Regions from separate parts of the Mus musculus genome. Here region 2 is linked to region 1. A link is a loop called in an ENCODE intact Hi-C map of the cell type or tissue named here. Cell type or tissue: left cerebral cortex. All regions are shown on one strand. Links, peaks and the distances in the headings refer to the core of each region. The heading gives the core; the rest is flanking DNA.

Region 1 (7,506 bases), core at 1,023-6,022:
GAGCCCCTACTGTGTGCTTAATGCTGCTCTGGGGGGGGGGGCGGTTCACATACAGAGGTATTGACAGTCTTTGTGACCACCTAGGTGCTATTCCACTATATTTAATCTCTATGGCATCAGTTTCGGTCCATTTGTTGTTCTATACATAATATCCTTCAAAACCCATGTTACTCTTCTTCCTTTCCACCAAGAAAGGTCAGCCATGGACTATAATGGGAGGGAGAACTACATTCTTTTCATTAAGATCTGGGTGTGCCCCAGACTTTCTGTGTTAGCGAACTGCCTGTTAACCTGACTGACACACTTGCTATGTGATATCAGGCTCCTTGACACACCTGTCTAGTGCATCTTCATGGCTCCATGCCTGCCTTTGGAAAGAGTTCTTGTGTCTTGGGAGGTAAAGTACTTGCTATGTGAACACGGGACCTGTGTGTCCTGCTCTCTAGCATGCATGTAAAAAGCTGGATGTTGAGGCATGTCCCTGGAGTCCCAGAGCTGGGGAAACAGACAGGTGGATCCTAGGAGTTCACAGGTTCGCCAGGCTAGCCAAGTTAATGGGCTCCAGGTTCAGTGAGACTGTCTCAAAAATAAAGGTGGAAAATTAGAGCAATTACGGGAGAAACTTGATATCAACTCTGGCCTCCATACGCTCACATACATGAACATGCACACATGTACACATGTGTACACATACATATACACACACATGAACACATTCAGTTCTTGAACTCAGGTCCCCAAGGGAACCTTTCACCAGCTGAGGTCCAGTCCCACCTCCAAGTCAAATGCTTCCAATTTCCTTTCCTAATTTTTGAGACAGGATCTCACATGACTTGGGATTATCTTAAACTCACTATATAGCTAAGAATGGCCTTAACTCTGGACCCTTCTGCTCCCACCTCTCACATGCATGGTTTAATATGAGTGTATCACTATGCCCAACTTCATGGAAGAGGTTGTTAAGAGGAATTAAAATGCTGTGATAAAACTGATTTTCCAAGTGTGGTGGTTTGAATATGCTTGGCCCATAGTAAGTGGCACTATAAGGAGGTGTGGCTTTGTTAGAGGAACTGTGTCACTATGGAGGTGGGGCTTTGAGGTCTCATTCATATATATATATATTTTATATATATATATATATGTATGTATGTGTGTATATATACATATATGTATATGTATGTGTGTATATATATGTATGTATGTATATATATACATATATGTATATGTATATGTATGTATGTATATATATATATATATATATATATATATATATATATATATATATGCTTAAGAAGTCTGGCCAGTGTGACATAGTCTCTGCCTGCCTGAAGAAGATAGTCTCTTCCTGACTGTTGGATCAAGATGTTGAACTCTTGACTCCTCCAGCACCATGCCTGCCTGGATATTGCCATGCTTCCCACCATGATGATAATGGATTGGACCTTTGAAACCGTAGGCCAGCCACAACTAAATGTTATTCTTTATAAGAGTTGCCTTGGTCATGGTGTCGCTTCATAGCAATGAAACCCTACGATACCTAGTCTGATAGAAAGCCAATACCTCCTCCAGAACACCCCAAGCATTGTCCCCTTCCCTGAAGATCAGTATATGCACAGGATAATCCTCCAAGCAACCAGAACCCCTCCATGGAGGTTCCAGCCCTAGCTTTCTGTGTGCAAGTAGAGCAATATCCACTTGACACTGAGAAATTAGCAAATAACAGAGGCCTAGCTTCCATCTGGGTCAACAGCACAAGTCAGCATGGCGAGGCCCATTCTGAAATTTCCTAGCTTTCAAAGTCAGGCCATCTATATGGAACAGAATACCCAAAATGACCCAGTTAGAGCCAGAGCCAGCAAAGTGCAGGTTTCTGAAGACACAGATCGGTCTCAAGGCCCAGCATGGCTGGGCTGGCTTCCTGGGCTTCATTACTTCATCACAGAGCAGAGGCCAGTCAGAGCTTCCTGTTCTCAAGGCAGAGCCCACCAAGGGCCTGTAGTCAGCCAAAATGAACGATTCCCATGCAAACTCTGAAAACTGTACCTAAAACAGGCCCTCTGGAGGGAACAACAACTTACACTGACATGGTCCTAAATACACGGTATATACTGTTGCGTTTAATCGTTGTTACCTACTAGGAAGGCTCTGTTTCCCTCCTGTCTCCTATATAAGGAGAGTAAGGTGTGGAGAGGGGAGCCTATATACTCAAGGGTACATGGTTCAGTGAAGACCAGGGTCAAGGGTAAAGATTTAAACACAGATCTGCTATTATTCTGTGTGTACCGTGTGTTTCAAGGAGCCTCACTCTGTGCAGCCACATGAGCTGTTCTGAGAAGGACAAATGACTGGAGGTCCCACAGGACATGTTGTTGTCAGTAGGAACCAATGAGGGGAGCCAAGTCTGGGAAAGCATTGCAGTGTTTCAAAGAATCAAAACTCCGAATCCCTACCACTGGATTTACAGCTCAGGTTTCCATGACACCACTTTCTGCACTTACATGTGGAATGTAACATTTGTGGACATTTTTGGCCTTGTAGATCTGGGGCTAGAGGGTCACATCTGGCCAGATGGGGTTGCTTTTTTTTTTTCTTCTTATTGACTGTGACCTTATCGGTTCCTTGGGAGGTGAGTTGATACCCAGCAGAGTCTAGATGGCTGCCAAGTCTAAATCCTCTCCTGGCTGGCGCTTTATGGAACAAGACTGCCAACCCCCATCCCGGCTAGTAAATCCTGTGAGAACAGAAACAGAGTGCCCCCGAAACGCTTGGGGGCATGCCCAAGACTACTCAAACATCTGAGACAATAGTACGGGTACCCAGAATGTAGAATTTTGACAAAATAGAAATCCATCCCAAGAAGTAAAGCCTCACAGCAATGTACGTGCAGATGTGCAAGCTGTCCAGTGTGTTTCTATACAGGGACTATAGAGGCAGACTCACAACCTCCCATCTGTGAGCCACAGTCATCACATCTGTCAAATGGGTATAATAACTTAGTGGGGCTGTTACAAGGATTTGGCATAATTTAAGTAAAACCCTGTTTTTTTTTTTTTTATTGAAAATAGATTTCTTTCATTCAGTATATTTTGACTATGGTTTCCCCTCCCCCTACTTGTCCCAGTTCCTCCCCACTTCCCCCTCCCCCATCCAGATCTACATACTTTCTGTCTCTCCTTCGAACACAGGCATGTAAGGAATGCTAATAAAATAAAATAAACCAAACAATTTGGAGTAAGACAAAAACAACTAAACAAGAAAAAGAGATAAGAAGCACAAGAAACAAATACAGACCCAGAGACACACATCCGCATACATAGGAATCCCATAAAAACACGAAACTGGAAGTCATAATAAAGACGCATAGGGCCTATAAAAAATGCTCTAACCTAACATTATGAGGCAAAGAATCTCCAAAGATGCCGCTGAGTTCATTTTGTGCAGCCTGCCCTTAAGAGTAGTTTCCCCAGCGATGGTTCCTTGGAGAAAATTAAACTTTCAAAGTTAGCTTCAGGTTAGATGTGGGGTCATGTGTCCACTTCTCCTTTCAGCTCTAGGGCCTGTCTGGTGCAGACCTCTGCAGAGCCAGTGCACGCTGCCTCAGTCTTCCCGAGTTCACATAAGTGCCAGTCCTGTTGTGTCTAAACGGCCAAAATGTGAGTCCTGATATCTCTGGACTCAACCCCCCACCCACAACTCTACTCCTTGGGAAGTTCATGTCCTTTTAAACTCTCAGTGACAACCAGCCACACTCTGAGAGCAGACCTGGCTGGCTGCAGTGGCCTGGTGCGACCTCTGGGGCTAGGAGGCTTCCACTGATGTCTTGCTGGCTCTCTTTTCTCCCGCAACATCAGCATCAGCATCAGCAGCACCTTCTGCAAGTGAGCTGTTAGGACAGCAGCCTGCACACAGTGTTAGCTGATGAAAATCCCAGCTCATGAGAGCTAATGGCGCAGCAGTTCTGGGAGGGTACACTAAGCTCGAGATGAGGACGCTGCTGTGAGCATCACTCGCAGCCACAAAAGGAAATGCTGGCCGAGGACGTGGGAGCAGGGCTGGCTGGCTGGCAGGGAAGGGCGTGTGGCTGGATTTAACAGCAGGGGTAGGAAGCATTTGTCTTATTGTAAAATAGATGTGCATTTGGGAGCAGAAATGCTCTCCCTCTGCGGGCATGAAAAGCCCTGAGCTAAACGAAATGCTGCCGATTTTGAGTCTATTTTGGGCGCCTTGTCGCTAATTGTGTGTTTCCGAGGCCTGTGCACATGCTGCCTGCTCAAATAGTTCCAACAATGGAAGTGGAATGAATGAGCATCCCCCTGCTGCCATTGTCACAGCACAAGCAGTCCCCAAGGCCAGCCAGGCCCAAGGTTGCTCCACTCTTCCCTCCCTTGATAGGTGCCCACACCCTCCCTGTCCCCACAGCACTTGCTGGAACCGACTGAGGCTGCCTCCCCTGTGCCAGGAAGCTATTTACAAAGGAAATAACTCTGATAAAAGGGATAAAAATAGCTGGCAACGATGGAAAACATTTTGTTGAGCGATCCGTTGACACGAGGGGAAATGGAGCTGTGAACAAGATAGGTGGTGACAGACACAGAGGGAGAAGTAGCCAGGCCATCATAACGCAGGAGTAGCTGGGATAGGCAGGTAGCAGGAATGGCTCACGTGGATGTTAAGCCCCAATCTCTGCCTCTAGTTTCTGCTTTTCCTTTAGCCTTAGAAACGTGAAGGAGGGCCAACTGCAAGCCCCTTCCCTGGGATCTATGTCTGTGGATGGGTGCATGTGTCATGTGGGAGGACACCAGGCAGGTGCTGGGCTTCTGGAGTTCAAGGCTACCAGTGTACCAGAGCCATCATGTTGTAACCCCGTGACCTTGGACTAGCTGCTTGACCTTTTCTGAACCTCTGAGCCAGCAGGTGACAAAGAGAAGCATTAGGCCTGCATCATGCCCTGTGGAAACAATATGTGCACATGACACCTTTTCTGAGCCATGGAGACATTAGATCTATCTAGTTCTCTGGACCTACCATGGGGCTGTGGTAGAGAGGAGATTCTGAGAAAGTCACAGTCTGCCCTTCTGTCTCACACAGGTAGTGAAGAAGATGCCCAGCTCAGGCAATAGGTCCAGGTTTTCCAGATCTTACATTGGAAAAAAAAACCTTTCTAACAAGTTAAATACATGCAAACTAATCACACTCAGATATTTGCATAAATTAATAAGCAGTAAGTATATAGCATAGCAATTTAAACACAATATCCCCAAGTGGCTATGTCAATACACAGAAATGTGAACAACAGCTATTTCTGGGGGGGGGGCAGAATTGTGGGAGGTTGGCATTTTCCCCCCAAATTTTCTACAATTAGTATACAATATGTATTTATTTTTTTAATCGGAAAAGAGGCAGATGAGGAGGACAAGAAGAGAGTTGCCTCGAAATATCACAGAGAAGAGGAATCTGGATACTGGCCTCAGATTCTGCTGAGAGCCCTCCTGGGACTGAGGAGTCTGAGAGTCACCAGGTTTCATGCCTACTTCAGTAAATGCTCAGGAAAAGAGGACGGGAGGTGGAGGAGGTTGGGGAAGAGGGAGGTAGATAGGTAGATAGGAAGGGAGAGGAAGGCAGGGGTGTGTGTGTATGTGTGTGTGTGTATGTGTGTGTGCACGCATGTGTGTGTGTCCAACATGATCACTTCCAGCCCCAGCCTCGCTGCTTGGGAAGAGGGATCATTATGGAACCCACAGAAAACTTCCAAGGCTGGCCCAGGGCTGCTTGGCCCTCCAAGGCAAACATGGATTTACAGCCTGATGCATGAGCGATGGATGGAGAGTAGGCAGGGATGCAGTCTTTCCTGAGCACCTGGACTGTCTGCGCCACAGAGCCTCTTCAAGCAGAGAAGAGTGACCTGCCTCAGCACACACCAGTGTTAACTCCGCACCCATGGCTGTTCTGCAGGAGGTGGCTGGGGTTACCACTGACATCCAGGTAGGGTTTGGGAATATTCTCAGTTTCATGTACTTAGTGGCCAGGCCAAGACAAGAATAAAAGATCTTCCAATTCCCGTCCCTCATCCTCCTGTGATGGAAATAACCTCACACACTGCCCCAAGGATTACATGGTCTCCCCTTAGACCGCAGGGTGTTGGTAAACTGAGCCCCGTTGCTTAATGTGGGTCTACCCAGATCTTTCAGACAGTCAGGGCACATCCACCAGCTGCTTGGCCATTAATTAGTCTGCCACCCCCTTGGGTGCTGAAAGCAAATCAAACGCCTGACTCGGGCCCTTGCCAAGAGCCACCCCCACAGCAGGCAGGTGAGGAGCGATGGGCCTTCTGGCCCTGCGTGATGCTAGCTCAGAAACCACCCAGGGTGGCTCCCTGACAGGCTGGAGGAGGGGAGGACAAAGATATCACTTTCTGTCCTTGGGCTTTGCCACCTGTGAGCAGGTGAGCCTTTTTGCCCCGCTGTGCCCTGGATGCTAAAGCTCAGGCCAATGAAAATGAAGTAACAAGCTTTAGCCAAGGCTGGTTGCAGGGACAGCTCTGTACAGGTCAGCTGTTCCTACTGATGTCACCTGCAACAGGTAACTTCTAAACTCAGGGGCCATCAGCGAATCCCCCCTCTCACATGTAATCTACCATCATTTTGAGACCTACTGTGTGCCTGAAGGTGTTCTGTGCTTGGAGAAGAGGTGAAGAATCAAGTGTCCACAATCCTTGAGAGATTCTAGCAAAGGATAGGTAACCAACCAAATGAATGAATGAATGAATGAATGAATGAATGAATGATACCAGTGTCAGATGAGGTGCTAAGAAGATACAAATGGAGGGTGGGGAGGTGGGGTCTTGAAGGGAGTAATGTCATGCTTTGAATATGAAATGCCCCCCACCCCAAAGGCTGGAGTCTGAAATGCTTGGTCTCCCTCCAGTGAATGTCAGAACTTCCTCCAAAAGTGAAGCAGGTGGCTCTGAGACATTTATTCTGAGAAGACACCATGGCTCCTGGGACAGACCAGGGTAGTGCAGACAGCAGAGGGTGGCCTTGCTGCTACTGCTGCTGCTGCTGCTGCTGCTGCTGGCACCATTTACACACATACCTGAGGTAGCAGCAGGAGACCATCTCACAGGGAAGCTACAAAACTGGCTAAAAGGCTTACCGCCCATCTACCTCCGTTTTCTTATCTTATATAGGGATACTTGTATCAAAACATGCTTCTAGAATTAAACATGAAACAAGTCAGAGTCTTTATAAATGAGGCGTTAATTTGCCTAATTACTCGAGGAAATTGTGTGATTGGGCTGACCCTCATCAAAGGTAGCTCCCAGGACCGGCAAACTGTGGAGCCAATATGGGACAACTGCCCACAGATGCATCTGGACAGGATATAATCTCAACGCCTTATTTGGGGCATCCTTTGTGAGATTTCATGAGGATGCTGTCCTGCTCTGGGATTTGACATGTGAATGTGTTCTTCTCCTCTTTGCCTGGGAGGTAGCCCTCAATATCCTGA
Region 2 (7,506 bases), core at 784-5,783, 220 kb before region 1:
CCAAGCTGGCCTGGAACTCACAAATCTGCCTGCCTCTGCTTCCTGGATGCTGGAATTAAAGGCCTGCACCCCCCTCACACACGCGTGCGTGCACGCGCACACGCACACACGCGCGCGCGCGCACACACACACACACACACACACACACACCCCCGCCGCTCCTGACTCCTGTCTGCTTCTTGCCATCCCTCCTCCCATCTAAGTTGCTGTCCATTTTTCTCTCTCCCTCCTCCTGCCCTCATAGTTTCTACATAGGAACACGACACAGACACACACACACAGACACACACACACACTTAATGACTCTTACTTTATGTTATTATTTTTGACAGAGTCTTGCTACATTGTTTAGGTCATCTTGAGCTTCTGGGCTAGCCTACCAAGTAGCTGGAACTCCACAAGAGTCCTCACACACCTGGCTTGAATCACGTCAGAGTAAGCAATGCAGATCACATCCTGCGCCCCTCGTACTTCGATATGGATTTTCTAAAGGACATGGATATCATCTTCCATGGTATAATTATAAAACACAGAAAATTTAGTGTTGATACAATGCCAGTACTCCAATTTTGTCGACTAACTCAAAAATGTCTGAGAGAGCATTTTCTCCCCACTCAGAGGCTGCAGGCAGAGACCACACAGCCCATTTCTTGCCGTGCCTCCTCAGCCTCTTCCATCCTGGCATCGTTTCTCCCTTTGTCTTTCAAGGCGCTGATGCTTTTGGGAAACACAGGCCAGTTTTGTTTCAATTATTTTTTTTTAACAGAATGCTTCACAGTTTCGGTTTGTCTGTGATTTCTTGTGATTAGTTTCATGCGCTCCATCCCAAACTGAAGTAAGGTCATGTTCTTCCCAGCCAACCATCTCAGAAGGCCAGGGCTCCCATCCCCCCCTTACTGGGACTGGGATGTTGATCATGTGGTCATGATATGGGCTGGTAACCTCCCTACCCCCACAGCCACTAGGGTTCATCTTGCATGCATCCTGTTTGCATGCTCCGTACAAGATAAAACCTAGGTGCTATGGATCAGAGAGATTCTAGCCCTGCCCTCCCCAAGCCTTATCTAGATCCGGTTCTCAGTGTGGACCCCACCAAGAAGATGCAGCCATGGTTAGCAGCAACAGCAGCAGCTTTCTTCTGTTTAGCCCAGCTCCCTCTTCATCACTGTGTTTATTTGTAAATTTTCTACTTATTACCAGTATAGTCCATATTTTATTCCATTGTTATAATCTGCTGGTACCATCATTTCATTCTAACACCCTTAGATTTCACTGTTCTATGCAGCTCTGGCAGCCAGAACTGGTCCTTAGGAAACACTAAGGAAAGACTCTGCTGAATGAAAGAAGGACCACATGCGAATCATGTATCCCTGAGACCACTGAATCCACAGGCAGAAATTTAATTCCCAGTGTGGTTATATAGAGAAGTAGGGCCGATGTGGGATGACTTGGCCACAAGGACAAAGCCTTCATGAATGGGTAAGAGAGATCCTTGCTCATGGTTGTCACGCCTTCTCCCACACCACTCTTGCAGGGTCCTCTCAGCTTTTCCTGAACCTCACTACTATGTGCTGGACCCAGACAAAATTCTGACCTCCCAGGTCTAGAGAAGACATAGCCTAAGACCATAGTAGGCGGAATGATGGGGGTCCCTCTGATGGTGACGGGGTAGCCAGGAGAAGTATCAGAAAGAGCTGGACTCCAGAGGAACACACCAGCTCAAGGGTAGCCACTGGAGTCTAACACATCGAGAGGGTGACCGGTAGTATCCAAATTCTAGAAAACTCCCACATGGGTATACATATGCACACGTTGATGTCCACACAAATACACTCTATATTTTCTCATAGTGAGCACATAAAGAAGGGAATTCAGAGCTCAAGGGGAGGCGTCCTAGACAGTCCACACCAAGATCAGAAAGTCTTGCTCCTCGCCCATCAGGAGACATACCCCTGGATAGTGGCGTAGTTGACATTCGAAATGCTAGCCTGTGAAGGCACACTTTTCATGATGGCCTCTTAGAGGCAGAAGCAGAGGTATTTCTCTGAGTTTCCTGCCAGCCTCGTCTACATAGTGAGTTCCAAACCAGCTAGTACTCCATAGGAAGACCCTGTCTCAATACACAAAATGAAACAAAGAAAGTTCCCCATCAGACTCATGTGTCTGAACCCTTGGTTGCCAGCTGGTAATGTGTTGAGCCTTGTTGGAGGACGTGGGTGGCTGGGGTGGGGGAGACTTGAGCTTTACAGTCCAAGACTGCGTTTTCTTCTCCCTCTGTCTCCAAGTATGGACACAGTGTGAGTAGCCAGCCTCCTGCTCTTTCCACCACACCTTCCTCGACATGATGGACTTTGTGTGTCCTTCTGCAACTGTAAGCCAAAATAACCTCTTTCCCCTTTCAGTAGACTCCGTCAAGTGTTTTATCATAGCAACACCGGGGAAAGTGTGCTTCCTTCCCAGTTTCCATCTTCTGGATCTCTATGCATGCACAGAGCTCAGAAGTGTGCCCACGCATGGCGCTGTCAGGGAAACACCAGTGTGCTAGCACCTGACCTTCTCTGAGAAGCCCCCAGCCAGAGCTACCGTCTTCTGGAGCCTGAGGTACCCCCAAAATCTGTAGTTATACCATGAACAACCTTCATCTGAGAATCTGAAATCCAAACTGCCCCCAAATCTGGAACTTTCTAAGCATCAACCTGATGTGGCACATAGAAAGTTCCACACGACTAGCCTTTTGTTTCACATCCAAAATTATCTAAAAACATTGAATAAAGCTATCTTCAAGCTATGTATACAAAGTGCCTATGAAACTTAAGATTGCTTGTTTAGACTTAAAACATTCCCAACATATCACATGCATATGGAAGTCTATCAAAGCCCCCAAATCTGAAACCCAAAACACATGTAAACCCCAGCATTTGGGAAACTCTGCTGTTACTGACCTGAGCCTGCAGAAACACAGAGCAGCAGTTTAGTTCCAAGCGAGCCATTCATCTGAATAGACTCAGGGAAGCATCCGATGCTCCCGAGCAGTGATAAAGCTGATCGCCCATGTTCACAGCCATGCTCAGCAAACTGACAGCACACATCCTACCATGAGCCTCTTCTGAGTCTGTGGTGGGCATGATGAATCAGCCCTGACACTCGACATCATCTTCCTTTGCCTACTGCTCTAGACAGCTGCTACCGAGTGCTATCCCGGAGCACATCAAACTCACATATTTCTTATTTGATCTCCAACTTTCCTTTCACGAAGCACCCATAAAGAAAAACACGGTTAGCTGACCCACTTTCAAGTCAGAAAAACAGCTGGGGAGATGGCTCAGTCAGGAAAGTACGTGCCGTGCCAATATAAGGACCTGAGCTCAGATCTGCTGAACCCACATAAAAAGCAGGCACAGCAGTGCACGCCTGTGACACCAGAACGGGAGAGCAGACAGGTGGAAGCTCATTGGCCAGGGATCAATGAGATGGCCCTGTCTCAAAAAATAGAGATGGGTGAGGCAACAGAGATGGTTCTGTGGTTGAGAATACTTGCTGCTCTTGCAGAAAAGGTTCCTGAGTTTGGTTCCCAGCCCCATTTCAGCTGGCTTACAATTCCAGTGCCCTCTTCTGGCCTCAGGGAGCACCGCATTCACATGTATAAATATGCATACACACACACATAAGTAAAACTAATAACATAAAATCTTCAAATAGAGTAAACAAAGGTGGAGGGTAATTAAGGAAGGTACCCCATATCAACCTCTGGCCTCCACACATGTATATGTACATATACACATACACTCACCCCATGCACTGTTGTACACACCCAATGCTAACAAGCATACACACACAGGGGAGAGGGGAGTGGGAAATAGAGGTAACAGAAGCAGAGTGAGGAAGGAGCCTGTGAGGCATGGAGCAAGGCAGAGAAAGACTCCTCAGTATTATCCTTTTCCATTTTCTCTCTTACTGATAGATGAAACTGGGGGGGGGGGGGGCGGGCTCCCAGCAGAATCACACCCCTAGATATGCTTCAAGGAGGCTCAGGGCCAGCCACAAGCCTGCTGACAGGACCTCAAAGCTCAGATCAGGCACAGGTCAGAACTTCAACAAAGATGAAGGCAAGGTGGAAGCATAGCCTCCAAGGCTGTGAGCCTAGCCCAGCCCTCTCTCCATCCCCAGCGAGCCACAGAGGTGCGCCAAGGTAAGAAGTCTCACATAGGCTCCTGGGCCTCATGGAGCCTCCCTTTCCCCATTGGCAAAATGGGAAATCTACTACCCACTTCCTAGGGGCAGAGGAATCTAAATGAGCAAAGCTTCTCAAAGACTGTGGCGTGTGCAGTGATGAAGAGCAGAAGGAAGGGGGGGGGGCGGGATTGAAGGAGAAGTAGCACAACTCCGTTTAGGTGTCCTCCCATGAGGTACGTGGTGGTACCTACGCCTAGTACAGTCCTCTCCCCAAGGGTGGGCAGAACCTGCAACTCCGACATTACGTAAGAGAGTTCGTCTCACTGGGACGACTGCTCCTGAGCTGGTGCTGAAGGGTCAGGATTCCTATACGGCAAGAAGCTCTAAGAGCAGCTGCTCAGAGGTGAGGGTCATCTCCAGCTGGTTGCCAGCAAGACTCAGCACGCAGAGTCCCCCAGTGACGAGGACATGAGTTCCACCAGTAACCGAAGCAAGCATGAACGCCAACCCTTTCCCAGCGAGACCCTACATGAGGATGCGGGCCTCGAACATGATCAGGGCCTGACCTAGGTGATGTGTGGAAGCTGTGAGATAATAAAAGCATGTTTTAAATGGCTGCCTTTGTGGCAGGAGCAAAGCAGTCATGGAAGAAGGGGAAAGAAGAAATCAGTCTCAGAAATCAATGGCAAGGTAGAGGGGAACCTTCTTTCTCTGTCAGCCGCAATCCCCACTTTCAGCCTAGGCCCCACTGCTTGCGTTTCTGTGGGTCTCCCTGCAGAACACTAGCACGGCTTAACCTCTGAAATCCACTCACTTCTCCTGGCTGAAAGGAAAGCGGCTTTTGCACAATAAGTGGAGGAGCTGGGGCCCGGTCCTTGTCCTGGACCTTCTTCTCTGGCATTAGCGGGCTGCTACAGTTGACAATGGCAACCATCAACTGGATAATGTACACCAACAGATCTCCACAGCTCTGACTCTCAGACAGGGCTGCATACCAGAGACAGTGAAATGGCCAGGATCCACCCACTGGTCCACCCACCCCTCCCAGCTCAGGTCTAAGGCGCAAATATCCCAATGGCTCAAGCTCTTTTGCCCTGGTATTAAAACCAGAAACCACCAGAGACCATCTCTGGAGCCTTTGATTTCCTCAGCCCCTGTCAGAGTTGGCAGGATTAAACAGCCCTGTGTTCTCTTTTCCTTTTTGAAGCATGCCCAAAGTCTTCTAAAAAGAACTATGCGAGTTAAGGAAAGAGAGTCAGGCAGGAGGCAGGACACAGGTAGAGAGTCCATCTCAAAGCCCCAGTTTCCCGCTCTGGCCCTGGGATGGCTAAGGCAGCTCTGCCATGACTTTTCTTCTTTTGAGAGCATGGGCTGGCCTTAAACTTACTATGTAGCCGAGAATGGCCTTGACTGGCTGATCCTGCCTCCAGATTGTGAATCATCATACTGGGTTTATACAGTACTGGGGACGGAACCTGGGGCTTGCATTCTAGTTGAGCATTCTACACCCACAGCCCTGCTGAGTTTTAATGGAAACAGTTCTAAACTGCTGGGCTCCTCACAATCAGAATCAAAAGGAAGTCAAGAGGATGGGCGACATGTCTGGTAGAGACGTCAGGGTTCGCATTCCCTGGGCTGCCTCTGCTGTACCTCACTAGCTAGCTCCCAGAGGGAAAGATGGGCTTACCTACAACCTGGATGATCTGGGCCAGGAGCACGCCATCGGTCACATCTTGCTGGAGGTCCTTGATGAGGCGTTTGTGGCCGGATTTAGCGAGGTAATGATTGGCCCAATCCGTGTAGATCTACAAAGAAAGCACACAGGCAACTTCAGGAATCTGGGCAGAGCCCACTTCAGGGTCAGAGGCAACTGCTGGGACCTATGCTTGGGTACCCCAGTCACTTTCCTGCAGGCACTGGCAAGGGAGCTGCCAGAACCATTAATATTCAGTGCATTGTGCTGGCTAGGCATTCAGCTAGCTTGCAACGGTCCAGTCTACTGAGAAAACTGTGAAAGAAAAGCTAAAAAGAGCGTCAAAACATGCACAGACCTGAATAGGCCAGGGGACAAGGAACTAATAGTTTGTCCAGACGGCTTTGAGACGCTGCAGCTCTGAACACAAGTGAGGCCTCTCCTAGCCCGTCACAGCTTTTTCACTTTATGGAGAAAACGTATGGGGAGTTTGCCACCCAATAGGCATCTTTGGATGGGCCATTTAAGGCAAAGAGGGCTATTGAGTGGGCAGAGTTCTCAAGAGCCTGGCTCCCTTGTAAAGCAGCCAAGAGGGAAGCACAGAGTCCTGCTATCACACACGTGGAAGTAGAGCTAACTATGGCCTCGCCATCATTGAAATTTTAACTAGGTTAATTAAAAGCCAGCCACCATTTTTACTGTCAAGATTCTACAAATAGGGAGCCGGTGAAATGGCTCAGTGGTTAAGAACAATGGCTGCTCTTCCAGAGGTTCTGAGTTCAATTCTCAGCTACCACCTAGTGGCTCACAATCATCTCTAATGGGGTCTGACGCCCTCTTCTGTCATGCAGGCATACATGCAAATACAGCACTCATATACATTAAATCAATCAATCAATCTAAAAAGAGAGAGAGAGAGAGAGAATCTACAAATAAAACCTAGCCAATTCTAATACATGTTGTGGGACCTCTTTCCCTAGAGAGACAAATGTTTTAAACTTTATAAAGGACCAGCTACAAACGGATGATTGTACCAAGGTCTAACTTGGGGAACTGATGAATTTATTTCTTAGGGAGAACTGGTAACCTCCAAGCTGCCACAACTCTGAAATGGCTCGTCCCAGCACGATGACCACTTGCCGCAAAGATGGCCTTTCTCCTTCAATGATCTTTCCAGAGACTATAGACTTTAGCACCTCCCTTGGTCCAGGGACACACAGGAAAATCATGGCAGAATTATATACAACTGGCCCATACAAGGTATAGGAGTGGGAAAGGCTGAAATCTTAGGGGAGGCTCCAAAGAGCCTCTCCACCCACGCTTTCTAAGGGCAACTGTCTGGCAAGCACTGAAGAGGAGGGTAGCTGCTGTGCCCAGGGAGCGCTCTACATCTTTAAATATATCAGTGTGCATAGCAGCCCAGCAGGCAGGAGCTGGGTGATCCGTGGGAGAGCAGATTCCTTGGGGAACTCAGCACATCTGCTCTTCTAAATCACAGACTCATTAGAGCAAAAGATTATTTCCTTCTAAGTGGGAAAGCAGAGAAAACTCACCCAAAACCCAGAAAAGACCCCCTCCCAAAACATTTCCCAGTTGATTTAGAGAGGGAGGACTATATCTATTTCTGAGCTTGTATGGGA

Evidence for each region. A loop is a pair of places that touch in the nucleus more often than their neighbours do. Peaks named below come from ENCODE experiments on the same cell type or tissue, not always from the same donor. Only the 100,000 strongest peaks of a DNase experiment are listed, where the experiment ranks them.
Region 2: a loop joins it to region 1, with 2.4 times the contacts of the local background. A loop is called at or near these places in 2 of 42 quality-filtered maps.

The regions. Positions count from the first base shown.
Region 1 is chr7:49,142,917-49,150,422 of GRCm38, reverse strand. The region is part of intron 3 of 9130015G15Rik (RIKEN cDNA 9130015G15 gene); the gene reads left to right. It also overlaps a transcript of Nav2 not described here. Among named protein-coding and RNA genes, the nearest start is that of 9130015G15Rik, 15 kb to the left of the region's middle. In left cerebral cortex, for the core only: a CTCF peak has its summit at 3,802; a DNase peak (open chromatin) is centred at 4,096; H3K27ac peaks cover 1,533 bases.
Region 2 is chr7:49,360,570-49,368,075 of GRCm38, reverse strand. Nav2 (neuron navigator 2) reads right to left here. Exons shown (of 39, transcript NM_175272.3): 2 at 5,861-5,978. Among named protein-coding and RNA genes, the nearest start is that of Gm51448, 14 kb to the right of the region's middle. In left cerebral cortex, for the core only: a CTCF peak has its summit at 3,617 (motif pointing left); DNase peaks (open chromatin) are centred at 2,255 and 3,179; H3K27ac peaks cover 1,752 bases.